2 separate regions of the Homo sapiens genome follow, and region 1 is linked to region 2. Evidence: chromatin contacts called from ENCODE Hi-C or POLR2A ChIA-PET data. All regions are on one chromosome and are shown on one strand. Each heading gives the region's core, a stretch centred on a gene start or an enhancer-like site at or near the end of the contact. The rest is flanking DNA. Distances are from core to core; before and after follow the strand shown.

The links. A loop is a pair of places that touch in the nucleus more often than their neighbours do. ChIA-PET counts read pairs that join two places held with the same protein, here RNA polymerase II (POLR2A). Pooled maps may share reads with other maps.
Region 1: a pooled map shows a loop between it and region 2 (2.4-fold over the local background). The contact joins two enhancer-like sites. A Hi-C loop is called at or near these places in 1 of 168 maps with a recorded cell type or tissue (naive thymus-derived CD4-positive, alpha-beta T cell) and 9 of 50 pooled maps. POLR2A ChIA-PET finds 5 or more read pairs at or near these places in 1 of 52 experiments (activated T-cell).

Annotation. Positions count from the first base shown.
Region 1 is chr1:203,590,784-203,596,288 of GRCh38, reverse strand. No RefSeq gene overlaps it. Among named protein-coding and RNA genes, the nearest start is that of ATP2B4, 33 kb to the left of the region's middle. RefSeq lists a silencer at 2,413-2,562. Within about 2 kb of position 3,873, at least 5 of the 41 ENCODE cell types and tissues checked have a DNase peak (open chromatin) inside an H3K27ac peak, as active enhancers do.
Region 2 is chr1:203,264,845-203,270,402 of GRCh38, reverse strand. LOC124904486 (a long non-coding RNA gene) reads left to right here. Exons shown (of 2, transcript XR_007066798.1): 2 at 1-3,289. Among named protein-coding and RNA genes, the nearest start is that of LINC01353, 20 kb to the left of the region's middle. Within about 2 kb of position 2,927, at least 35 of the 41 ENCODE cell types and tissues checked have a DNase peak (open chromatin) inside an H3K27ac peak, as active enhancers do.

The DNA.
Region 1 (5,505 bases), core at 2,624-5,123, 320 kb before region 2:
GAAGGAAGGCCGGGCGCAGTGGCTCATGTCTATAATCCCAGCACTTTGGGAGGCCAAGGTGGGCAGATCACCTGACGTCAGGAGTTCGAGACCAGCCTGGCCAACATGGTGAAACCCCGTCTCTACTAAAAATAGAAAAATTAGCCGGGCATGGTGGCACACGCCTGTAATCCCAGCTACTCGGGAGGCTGAGGCAGGATAATCGCTTGAACCCAGGAGGCGGAGGTTGCGGTGAGCCCAGATCGTGCCATTGCACTCCAGCCTGGGTGACAGAGCGAGACTCTGTCTCAAAAAAAAAAAAAAAAAAAGGAGACTGGAAGTCCTTCCTTCCTTCCTTCCTCTCTCTCTCTCTCTTTCTTTCTTTCATCTCACTTTGTCGCCCAGGTTGGAGTGCAGGGAAGCGATCTCAGCTCACTGCAACCTCTGCCTCCTGGGTTCAAGCAATTCTCCTGCCTCAGCTTCCTGAGTAGCTGGGACTACAGGCCTGCACCACCACGCCTGGTTAATTTTTGTATTTTTAGTAGAGACAGGGTTTCGCTATGTTGGCCAGGCTAGTCTTGAACTCCTGACCTCAAGTTGGCCTTGCTGCTGCCTTGGCAATCCTGCTGCCTTGGCCTTGCAAAATGCTAGGATTACAGGCATAAGCCAAGACTTTTAATAAGATAATTTTTGGTAACTTATAAATTATTTGAACATATGACTTATTAAAAACAAAGAATAACAATTAAAAATAGGCTGGTGTAGTGGCTCACGTCTGTAATCTCAGCACTTTGGGAGGCCAAGGTGGGAGCATCACTTGAGGCCAGAAGTTTGAGACCAGCTTGGGCAACATAATGAGACCCCATCTCTACAAAAAATTATAAAAAGTAGCCAGATGTGGTGGTGTGTGCCTGTAGTCCCAGCTACTTGGGAGAGTCACTTGAGCCTGGGAGTTTGAGGCTGCAGTGAGCTACTACACTCCACCCTGGGCGACAGAGCAAGACCCTGTTTCTATTGAAAAAGAAAAAAAAAAGTAACAGCCTGGGCAACATGGCAAAACCCTGTCTCTACCAAAAATACAAACAATTAGCCAGGCATGGTGGCTTGCATCTGTGGTCCTAGGAGGCTGAAATGGGAGGATCACTTGAGCATGGGAGGCAGAGGCTGCAGTGAGCTGAGATCGTGCCACTGCACTCCAGCTTCGGTGACAGAGTAAGACCCCATCTAAAACAAAAACAAAGCCAAACAAAATGTAAATTTCCTGGCCTAGTCAAGATGCAGTCTGTTTTGTTTTGTTTTTAATTTAATTCACAAGAAGGAATGCAGTCCTAATGAGTAGGAAGGCTTACAGGGAGCAGCATAGTGGAGAGGTTGTAGAGATTAGCTTTAGAAAGACCTGGGTTTGGGATCTGGCTCAGTGGCTCACGCCTGTAATTCCAGCACTTTGGGAGGCCGAGGTGGGTGGATCACCTGAGGTTGGGAGTTCAAGACCAGCCTGACCAACATGGAAAAACCCTGTCTCTACGAAAAATGCAAAATTAGCCGAGCGTGGTGGTGTGTGCCTGTAATCCCAGCTATTCGGGAGGCTGAGGCAGGAGAATCAATTGAATTCAGGAGGTAGAGGTTGCAGTGAGCCTAGATCACTCCATTGCACTCCAGCCTGGGCAGCAAGAGCGAAACTCTGTCTCAAAACACACACACACACACACACACACACACACACACACACACACAAGAAAGACCTGGGTACACTGCCACTCACTAGCTACAAGTCTTCAGACAAGTTACTTAACCTTGTTGTGTCCCATTGGCTCCTTTTTTTTTTTTTTGAGTCGGAGTCTTGCCTTGTCACCCATAGCACAATCTTGGCTCATTGCAGCGTCTGCCTCTCGGGTTCAAGCATTCTCCTGCCTCAGCCTCCTGAGTAGCTGGGATCACAGGCACGTGCCACCCCACCACACCCAGCTAATTTTTATATTTTTAGTAGAAACAGGGTTTTACCATGTTAGCCAGGCTTGTCTCGAACTCCTGACTTCAGGTGATCCACCCGCCTCGGCCTCCCGAAGTGCTGAGATTACAGGCATGAGCCATCGTGCCTGGCCCCCACTGGCTCATTTGTAAACAAGGATACACTTTCCTCATGAATTCTTTTAGTGAGGAAGTTATATGATGATGTAGGTGTGTGCTTAGCAGAGGGGCTCTGTGCTAAGTCCTCAGAATGTGGCAGCTGTAACCACCTGGTCCCTGGAAAAACCCAAGGGAAGGAAAGCCTGAGTGTTGCTCATGTCTGACTAAGCTTAGGGAGGCCTTGCTGATTCTTGAAGGCCTCAGGGCCTCCCAGAGTGTATCTGTGCTGCTTGACCGTCTATGACGTTGTCCTAGTTACTGGTGGATGGAAGGAAGTGTGGAGATCACCAGGCAAAGATCACTGGCTCACTAGTGGCAACCCTCTTGCCTGACAGAGTTGGCCTCTATTAGGAACTGCTATGCCCCACCTGGTGGCAAGAAACCCCAAGGGCAGCCGCGGCCCTGCACAGACCTAAAGACCTTCTCAGTCTTCTCCTTTCTTGCATCCAGCTTTGAATCATCTTCAAAGACCTTTGTATCCAGCCCAAAGGCGGAGATACCTTTCCTGTGATGGTTTGTGAGAGCTATGTCAGAGGGTGAGAGGGGCTGAGCGGTGTCGGGGCAGTGTGGTAGACTAGAGTCAGAAGACCTGCGTCCACACTGGGAGCTCCAGATCAATTGCTCCATCTGTAAGCCTCAGTTTCCTCACCTGTATAATAGAGATCCACCTGTGAAGATCAAATATCTGGTAAAACTGTGAGTGTGGAAGCAGGAAAGCTGCAGAAATCTTGCCTTTGTCATTCTGGGTGGTTTTTACAAACATTGTGGAGACTGATAAATGAGTACAGAAGCCCTCAAACCAGTCTCCTGAAACCCAAACAAGATCAGCCAGGGGCTTCATAGCGGCGTGATGCCAGCATGGTGGGTGCTTCTGCTGCTTGGGGGGCCTAGGGGTGGGCAGGTGAGCAGTGTGTGGGAAAAGGAGATTGAGTGGTCAGCTGCAGTGATTTTTCTGGGAGTTTTCTCCACTCACTCAACAATCAAGAATGGGTATGCCTTTATTGGCTCCAAGAAAAGATAAGACATGAGCAGCCCCATTCTTGAGAAACCTTCAGAGGTCATTTGGTCCTTTAGCACTTACGGAGCCACTTGTGAAAAGGGCTGCGAGAGACGCCCAAGATGGATCAGCCATGGTCCCTGCTATCCAGAAGCTTGTAGAGGAAGGAAAGCTACTTCACAGCACACAGGCTGAAATTTCATAAGAGGAAATGACCATTGTGCCAGTTGATCATGTGAGAATGGACGGAATGTAGGGGGATAAGTAGTAAGAGCCAGGGAGGCTTAACCAAGAGAGACTTCCTGAGGAAGACGGAACCTGGACCAGAAGCAAGAGGCCACTCTGAGAAGAGGAGGGGTGACCCAGGTAGAATGCTGGAGAGCAGGGTCTCCAGGAACATGATGTATAAACATCTGGAGAGGAGGGGGCTGCTGGTGGGTGGCCTGGAGCCCTGGAATGCAAATAGACTGCTCTCCAAAGTCCCCACCAGCCAGACAGCTGTGGTGCTGCCTTGTACCCTGGGAGTGAATAAGTTGCTTCTTATTCTCCTCCCAGCCCCCAACTTCCCTGCCCCCCACCCCATCCCCCAGCCTTACTTAGGGATTTCACCTGGTCAATCACCAGAGTCAACAGGCAAGAGCTATGAACCTCAGGCAGGAATGGGAGGAGCTGTCAGAATGAGATGTGAGGCCCCAGGCATGAGGGCTGGAGTCTCAGGGTCTGGCCAGCTCCCGGCTCCTGTAAGCCTCAGCCCAGCCAGAGACGCCAGGCACCTGGGCCCGGCACGGCTCCTCACTTGCTTTGTGTCTGAGTTGAAACCCGCCCACGCTGGGGATGGCAACTCTCTGCCTCTGTCTGCTGGGCCTCCCTGTGGAAGCTAGGCCTGGTGGCTTCACATAAATATTGATTGTCTACTCAGCCATCCCGGCAGGGAGAGAGAGGCCAGGCAGGAGGGGGAGCCCGATCAGGCAGCACTGGATGAATGGAGTCCTGATGTGAGGGAGCTGGGGGGATGCCAGAGGCTAACAGAGGAGAGGCAGGAATCCTAGGGTAGAGAATTCCCCAAGAGGGATAAATGCCAAGTTCAGAATAGCGGTCACCTGGGGAGGAAGAGGAGCATAAGCAGGACCTTCGGGGGTGGCAGCAGTGGTTTACTTAAGCAGGGCTTCACACTCATTAATGCTATTCTTTGTATCTCTTTGTATGTCTGAATCGTTTATAATACATTTGTACCTAGTGACCTGTAGAGGTCCTGTCTTCCTTCCCCCAGCCTCTAGGCAAGACTTCAGTAATCTACCGGACAAGGTGCTGCTCTGGTCTAACTCTGAAATTTTAAAGAGAGATTCCCAAGATGCCAACACAACCCAGGCCCCATCCTGCTTCCAGCCCTTCCTCCAGCTTTGTCAGGGAGAAGGCATTCTTTCCCTTGTTCAGCTAACAAGTCCTGACTGTGTCAGGAGGGAGACCACTGGCTTTGGGGTCTGGACAATGGCCCTGATGTCCTGCTCAGTGTTCTATGCTCTGGTTGGATAGTTCCTGCTCCTTCCACCCTCCTCACAGACCCCACTGTCTGAGCCATCAGTCAGGGAAGAGATGTCTGTTGCCTTTTGGGGGAAATCAGGCCTTCGGGAGAGAAGCAGGCTCCAGAGAACCTTTCCACTATCCTCTTTTCCTTGCTCATTCCTCTCTTCCCAAAACAAATGCCCTTATGAAGGACTTAGGACTTAGACCAGACTAAGAATTTCCGTAAGAAAATGTCTCTCTCTCTTTCCCCACACCATCACCCCCATCCCCTCCGCCCCCCAATTCCTCTCTCTGCTTTTGAACTCCTGGCCTCAAGCGATCCTCCTCCTCCCGCTTCGGCCTCCCAAAGCACTAGGATTATGGATGTGAGCCACCACGCCCAGCCTCCTTTATTTTTCTTGTCAGTTTTTATCTTTCTTCCCTTTCCGTTTCTCTTCCTTTGTTATGACTCTTTTTCCCAAGCCCACTTTCTTTCTGTCATCTTCCTCCCCCTTCTTCCCTCTGTTCCTCTGCCTCTGGCTCCTGCCTTCCAGGGCCTCCCCTGCACTCTCACCTGGCTGGCTCTGTCCCACACTCTCCCTGGCATAGGAGACTCTTCTAGGGAATTCAAGGAAATAAGCAGGAGGCATATTCTGCCTTTGAAACCAGATGAGGGGCTGCTCTCTACTCAAGCCATGCTAATCATTAGACAGTCATTTCTGGGAAGGGCTCTCAGCTCTGGAACCCAAATGGCTCCAGCTCTATGTCATTGCTCCTATTTCTTAAGGCCACTGGTCTCCATCAGGATCCTCTGCAAACCAACAGCCTTGAAACCTTAACAATTATGTCATGTGAGGGCACTCCTTTTGTTGAGTCCACCCTGAGGGCAGAATTCTACC
Region 2 (5,558 bases), core at 1,678-4,177:
GTAAGGCCTCACCTGATAGGAGGTGTATCCTCGTACCTAGTCTCAGCAAGGAAGGTTGCCAGCTTCATGGCTCTTTTGAGTTAAAAGGGCTGTAAGATCCTTGGTAAACGACCAGAGCCTGAATGTCACAGGGAAGAGGTTGGACTGGGACCCAATACAGCTGCCTATGTATCTGAGAAGACGCTATTTATAAACAGAGAAGGTATTTATTGGCTGGACAATCCTGAGGAAGTCTCCCACTTCTCACTCTCATTCATAAAGTGGGGATCATGATCACTACCTCTCAAGCTTACTGTAACATTGAATGAGGTAATGAATATGAAAACACTCAAAATCTATAAAGTATCTACAAACCTGGAAGATTATAATTCTGCATTTGTACAGTAGAAATAACAGTACCATGGTTGCTATTAGTGCCCAGCCAAATCCCCTTTACTGGTCTGGTGCAACCCTCCATCCCTGCCCACCGGCTGCTGTGAGGTTTGGCTGGTAACAGTTCACAGTTATTCCCTCTGCAGAGACTTCCCCGGGAATGGAAGCTGCCTTACTTGGGGCTTGCAGCCGATGCTTGTCTGACACAGGGGCAGGAAAGGCCAGTCCCCGACCTCAAGACAAGATGAACTCTGGTGTAGCACATGCTTCAGGGATCCCCATGAAATCAGGCCGCAGCTCAGCCACAGCTGACACCACAGCCTGGCTCCCTCCTTCCCCACCCCACTCTCCTTCCTTTTCTTTCTTCTGAGGGTTCTTCCCCAACAGAAGAAGATATGCATGAAATCTGTCCCAGGCTCTGCTTTTAAGGAATCTGGTCCACTTGTCTGCCGTACAAAGTTGCTATGAGGGTTAAATAATATAATACAGATGAAGAGATTAGCCCAGTGCCTGGCATATACAGTGCATATCCAATTAATGTTAAAGATTGCCATTATCCATGAGACTGGAGCATCAGGAACATCTTAGTGTAATAGTGAGGTGTGGAAATCTGGTGAGTGAGTCAGTGGATTGAATTTTACATGCTTAGGGACTGGGGTGGGCAGAGAGAAGGGCAGCTGGGTTTCCTTGGGTATCACTGGTTGTCTCAGCTTTGGGCAGTGAGGGTCCTTTACACAGCTAGGGAAAAGTTCCAGTCATTACATACTTCTACCAGCAGAGGACGCCACTTCCATACAAATAAGTGTTTCCTCTGCTATCTGATGCAGTTTTCATCAAAGCAGTCTAGGCTGGCAGGAAAGATCAGGTACATGACAGAGCAGAAAGTGCCTTCAGATTTGCACAGATAATAGGAGAGGGCAGAACAGGAAGAAACAGTGAGTTAAGCTGTTCAGGAAGCTTCGTGGGAGGTGAGGCCTTGAGCAGGGCACTCTAGCACCAGAAGGAGTATTGAGTGGAGATGGCATTCCCAGGGAAGCCACTACCCTAGGCAAGGTGACCAGGGCCTGAGCCAGGGCCGTGGCAGGGAGGCAGCCACGAGAGGGTATGAAGGACACCAAACACAGGGACAGGACTGATTTCAGCTGAGAGGTCTAGGAGGAGATCATGGGCCCACCAACATGGGGTAGACGTCAGGAAGGAGCACGTTTTTATAGGACAGAGCACACTTCTCCAACTGGTTTGACTGCCCTGTTACAATGTCCTCTGCAAGCCATCATTCTGTAGGATTCCTGTTTTGTGTGGATTCTAGAAACCAGTGAAATATTCAGAGGTGTTAATAGCATCAAGATTTCATTGGTTCTTTCCATTCTTTTTATTTTTATTTTTTGAGATGGGGTCTCAGTCCCTGCCCCAGGCTGGAGTGCAGTGGCACCATCACAGCTCACCACAGCCTCAACACCCCAGGGCTCAGGCGATCCTCCTGCCTCAGCCTCCTGAGTAGCTGAGACCATAGGTACGTACCACCATGCCTGGCTAATTTTACATATATACACATATATGTGTGTATATATAATTATATACGTATATATACACATATATACATATATAATTATATACATATATACATATATACACACACATATATGTGTATATATATACACACATATATATGTATATATACACATATGTATATGTGTGTGTGTGTGTGTGTATATATATATATATATATATATATATATATATTTGAAGAGACAGGGTCTCCTTACGTTGTCCAGACTGATCTTGAACTCCTGGGCTCAAGCGATCCTCCTGTCTCAGTCTCCCAAAGTGCTGGGATTACAGACGTGAGCCACCGCGCCTGGCCAGCTTTTTCCGTTTTGAGTAGAGACGGCAAGAAGCGCCCCACAGCTTGCCCTTGCTTCGGAACTCGGGGTTGTGAATCAGTCAGGATAGAAATTAATGGTGCAGTGGGAATAAAGAGGAATGTTAGATGATCTCGCAGGGGTGGGGGAGAACCCAAAAAGAAAGAACGAACGTGAAGAAGCCTAGCTCTCCGAGACTGGGGTTCAGTCCTTGCTGGAGAAAGTGCGTTGCAGCCCATTGAGGGCAGAAGAGTTCTCTGGGTTGTCCCTGGACAGAACCGGGCCACAGTCAAGAGAGCGAACATTGTGGGGAAGAGAACGGCAGGCCACGGCTCAGGGGCTGGAAGCCCCCTGCTGGGGTGCCCACAAAATTCCTCCGGAAGTTGCTGTTGGGGGATGCGCTGAACTCATGGCAAAGCCACCTAGGACTCACGCAGAACTTGCTGGGAAGCTGCCCCCGGGGAAGTGCGCATGCGGGACTTCGCAGGAAACTGGCTGGGTCAAGTCGGCTCCACCAGGAATCCACCCAAGACGGTGCGGCTGAACTCGCCACTGGGAAACTAAGTGGGACACCCACAGAACTAGCCGTGAAGATGCCTGCGGAAGTGCCCTGAAACTGAGCTGAGAACCCCGGGGGTTCAGAGTCCCGAAAGCAAGTAGGAAGGAAAGCTTAAAGAAACCGCAAGAGAAGTCTCTTCTTCTCTCTGTCCTCTAGCGCCCTCTACTGACACAGTTTAACACTGTGCCCGCTGGCAAGGGAGAAACGTTTGGAGCCAGAGAGTAATAAACTGGTAACTGGTACAGGATGTTAGCCAACTCCACTGAGGATGGGAGAGCTCTTCTATAAGCCCTTTTTGAAAAATAGTACTTGAGGACATAGTCCTGCCAGCTAAGAAACGAATCAAAATAAATAATTCAACAGAAAAAATGTAAAAGAAAAGGCAAAGAACAATCAAATCAATAAAACTAAATGAACGAAATAATTATAATTAATATAATATGAAACTAATCATTATTATTAAAATTAAATATAATAAATATTTCATGATTATAAATTGGGGTTTTTGTATCACAATTTACTTTGACAAAAACTGGGAGGTAGCAAAGAAAGAGTATACTATTAATAAAAAGTGAGAGGTGGCAAAATAGTATGCATGTATCTTATTGATCGATATGGCCTTATTCTTGATGTTAAGACATTTAGGCCGGGCGCGGTGGCTCACGCCTGTAATCCCAGCACTTTGGGAGGCCAAGGCGGGCAGATGGCCTCAGCTCACCAGTTCGAGACCAGCCTACGCCACACGGTGAAACCCCGTCTCTACTAAAATACAAAAAATTACCCGGGCCAGCCGCCCCTTCTGGGAGATGGGGGGGCGCCCCCGCCCGGCAGCCGCCCCATCTGGGAGGTGGGGGGCTCCTCTGCCCGGCCGCCCCGTCTGGGGGGTGGGGGGCCCCTCTGCCGGGCCGCCACGTCTGGGAAGTGAGGAGCCCCTCTGCTCAGCTGCCACCCCGTCTGGGAGGTGTACCCAACAGCTCATTGAGAATGGGCCATGATGACGATGGCGGTTTTGTCGAATAGAAAAGGGGGAAATGTGGGGAAAAAGAGAGATCAGATTGTTACTGTGTCTGTGTAGAAAGAAGTAGACATAGGAGACTCCATTTTGTTCTGTACTAAGAAAAATTCTTCTGCCTTGGGATGCTGTTAATCTATAACCTTACCCCCAACCCGGTGCTCTCTGAAACATGTGGTGTGTCAACTCAGGGTTAAATGGATTAAGGGCGGTGCAAGATGTGCTTTGTTAAACAGATGCTTGAAGGCAGCATGCTGGTTAAGAGTCATCACCACTCCCTAATCTCAAGCACCCAGGGACACAAACACTGCGGAAGGCCGCAGGGTCCTCTGCCTAGGAAAACCAGAGACCTTTGTTCACATGTTTATCTGCTGACCTTCTCTCCACTATTGTCCTATGTCCCTGCCAAATCCCCCTCTCCGAGAAACACCCAAGAATGATCAATAAATACTAAAAAATTAAAAAAAAATTAGCCAGGCGTGGCAGCGTACGCCTGTAATCCCAGCTACTTGGAAGGCTGAGACAGGAGAATCACTTGAACCTGGGATGCGGAGGTTGCAGTGAGCCGAAAGCATGCCACTGCACTCCAGCCTGGGCGACAGAGCGAGACTCCATCTAAAAAAAAAAAAAAGGAAGTTAAGAGATTTTAAAAATAAAAGGTATCAGCCAGGTGCAGTAGTTCACCCCTATAATCCCAGCATTTTGGAAGGCCAAGGTGGGAGGATTGCTTGAGCCCAGGAGTTTGAGACCAGCCTGGGCAACATATTGAGAACCACCCCCCACCCCCATCATCTCTACAAAAAAGATAAGTTGCCGGGCAAGATGGTGCGTGCCAAGCTGGTAGTCCCAGTCCTCGGAGGTTTGAGCCCAGGAAGTCAAGCCTGCAGTGAGCCAAAATTGAGTCACTGCACTCCAGCCTGGGCAACAGGGAAAGAACCTGTCTCAAAAATAAAAAGATAAAAAATAAATAAAAGTTATCCATCCGCTAATAGAATAAAAGCTGAATGGAAAATTCCCAAGAACCTAGAGAGAAAGAGTAAGAAAAAAATGGATTAATATAGCAAAAGACAAGAAAATAATAAAGAGGAACAAAAGATATATAATGTGTAACATAAAATTACAGTAGGTAAATCATGCTAGTAATGATAAGCAATGTGAATGTTTTTATAACACAGGTTTAAAGCAAAATATTTTTGAATGGTTACAAAATAATAATATAGGCAAAGATATACAAAGTAGATGAAATTTACACAAAAAACAGAACGTAAAATTTAAGACAAAAAAGCAATGGCTGGGAAATAGAAGGCATAAAATATTCACCATGTGTTTATAACCATTATAAACCTTAAGACATTAAATAATGCTATCTCAAAAGATAAAATGTGAAATATATCAAAAATTCAGGAGTTGCCTAAACCACAAATCATATAGGAGAAGAGAAATTTTTAAATACTGCTCTCAGCTGTCGAAGATTGAGTTTTTGAAAGAATAAACTAAGATACAGAAATGGCAGCTTCTGGCAATAGCAAATTAGCTAATTTGGACCAACCCTCCTGCTAACGACAGTGAGGTGAGCTGAATGCTTGCTTGAAAGCATAGGAGCCCTGACAAAATAGTACAGAATCCTGGGCTAAGATCCGGAAGAAAGCGGATATCCTGACAGGTGAGCTGCATTTGGGCCACTTTTGACCTAACAATATTTGCCAATCAAGAAAAGACAGCTGAGAGGTTGAACATTATTCATGAGAGCCAC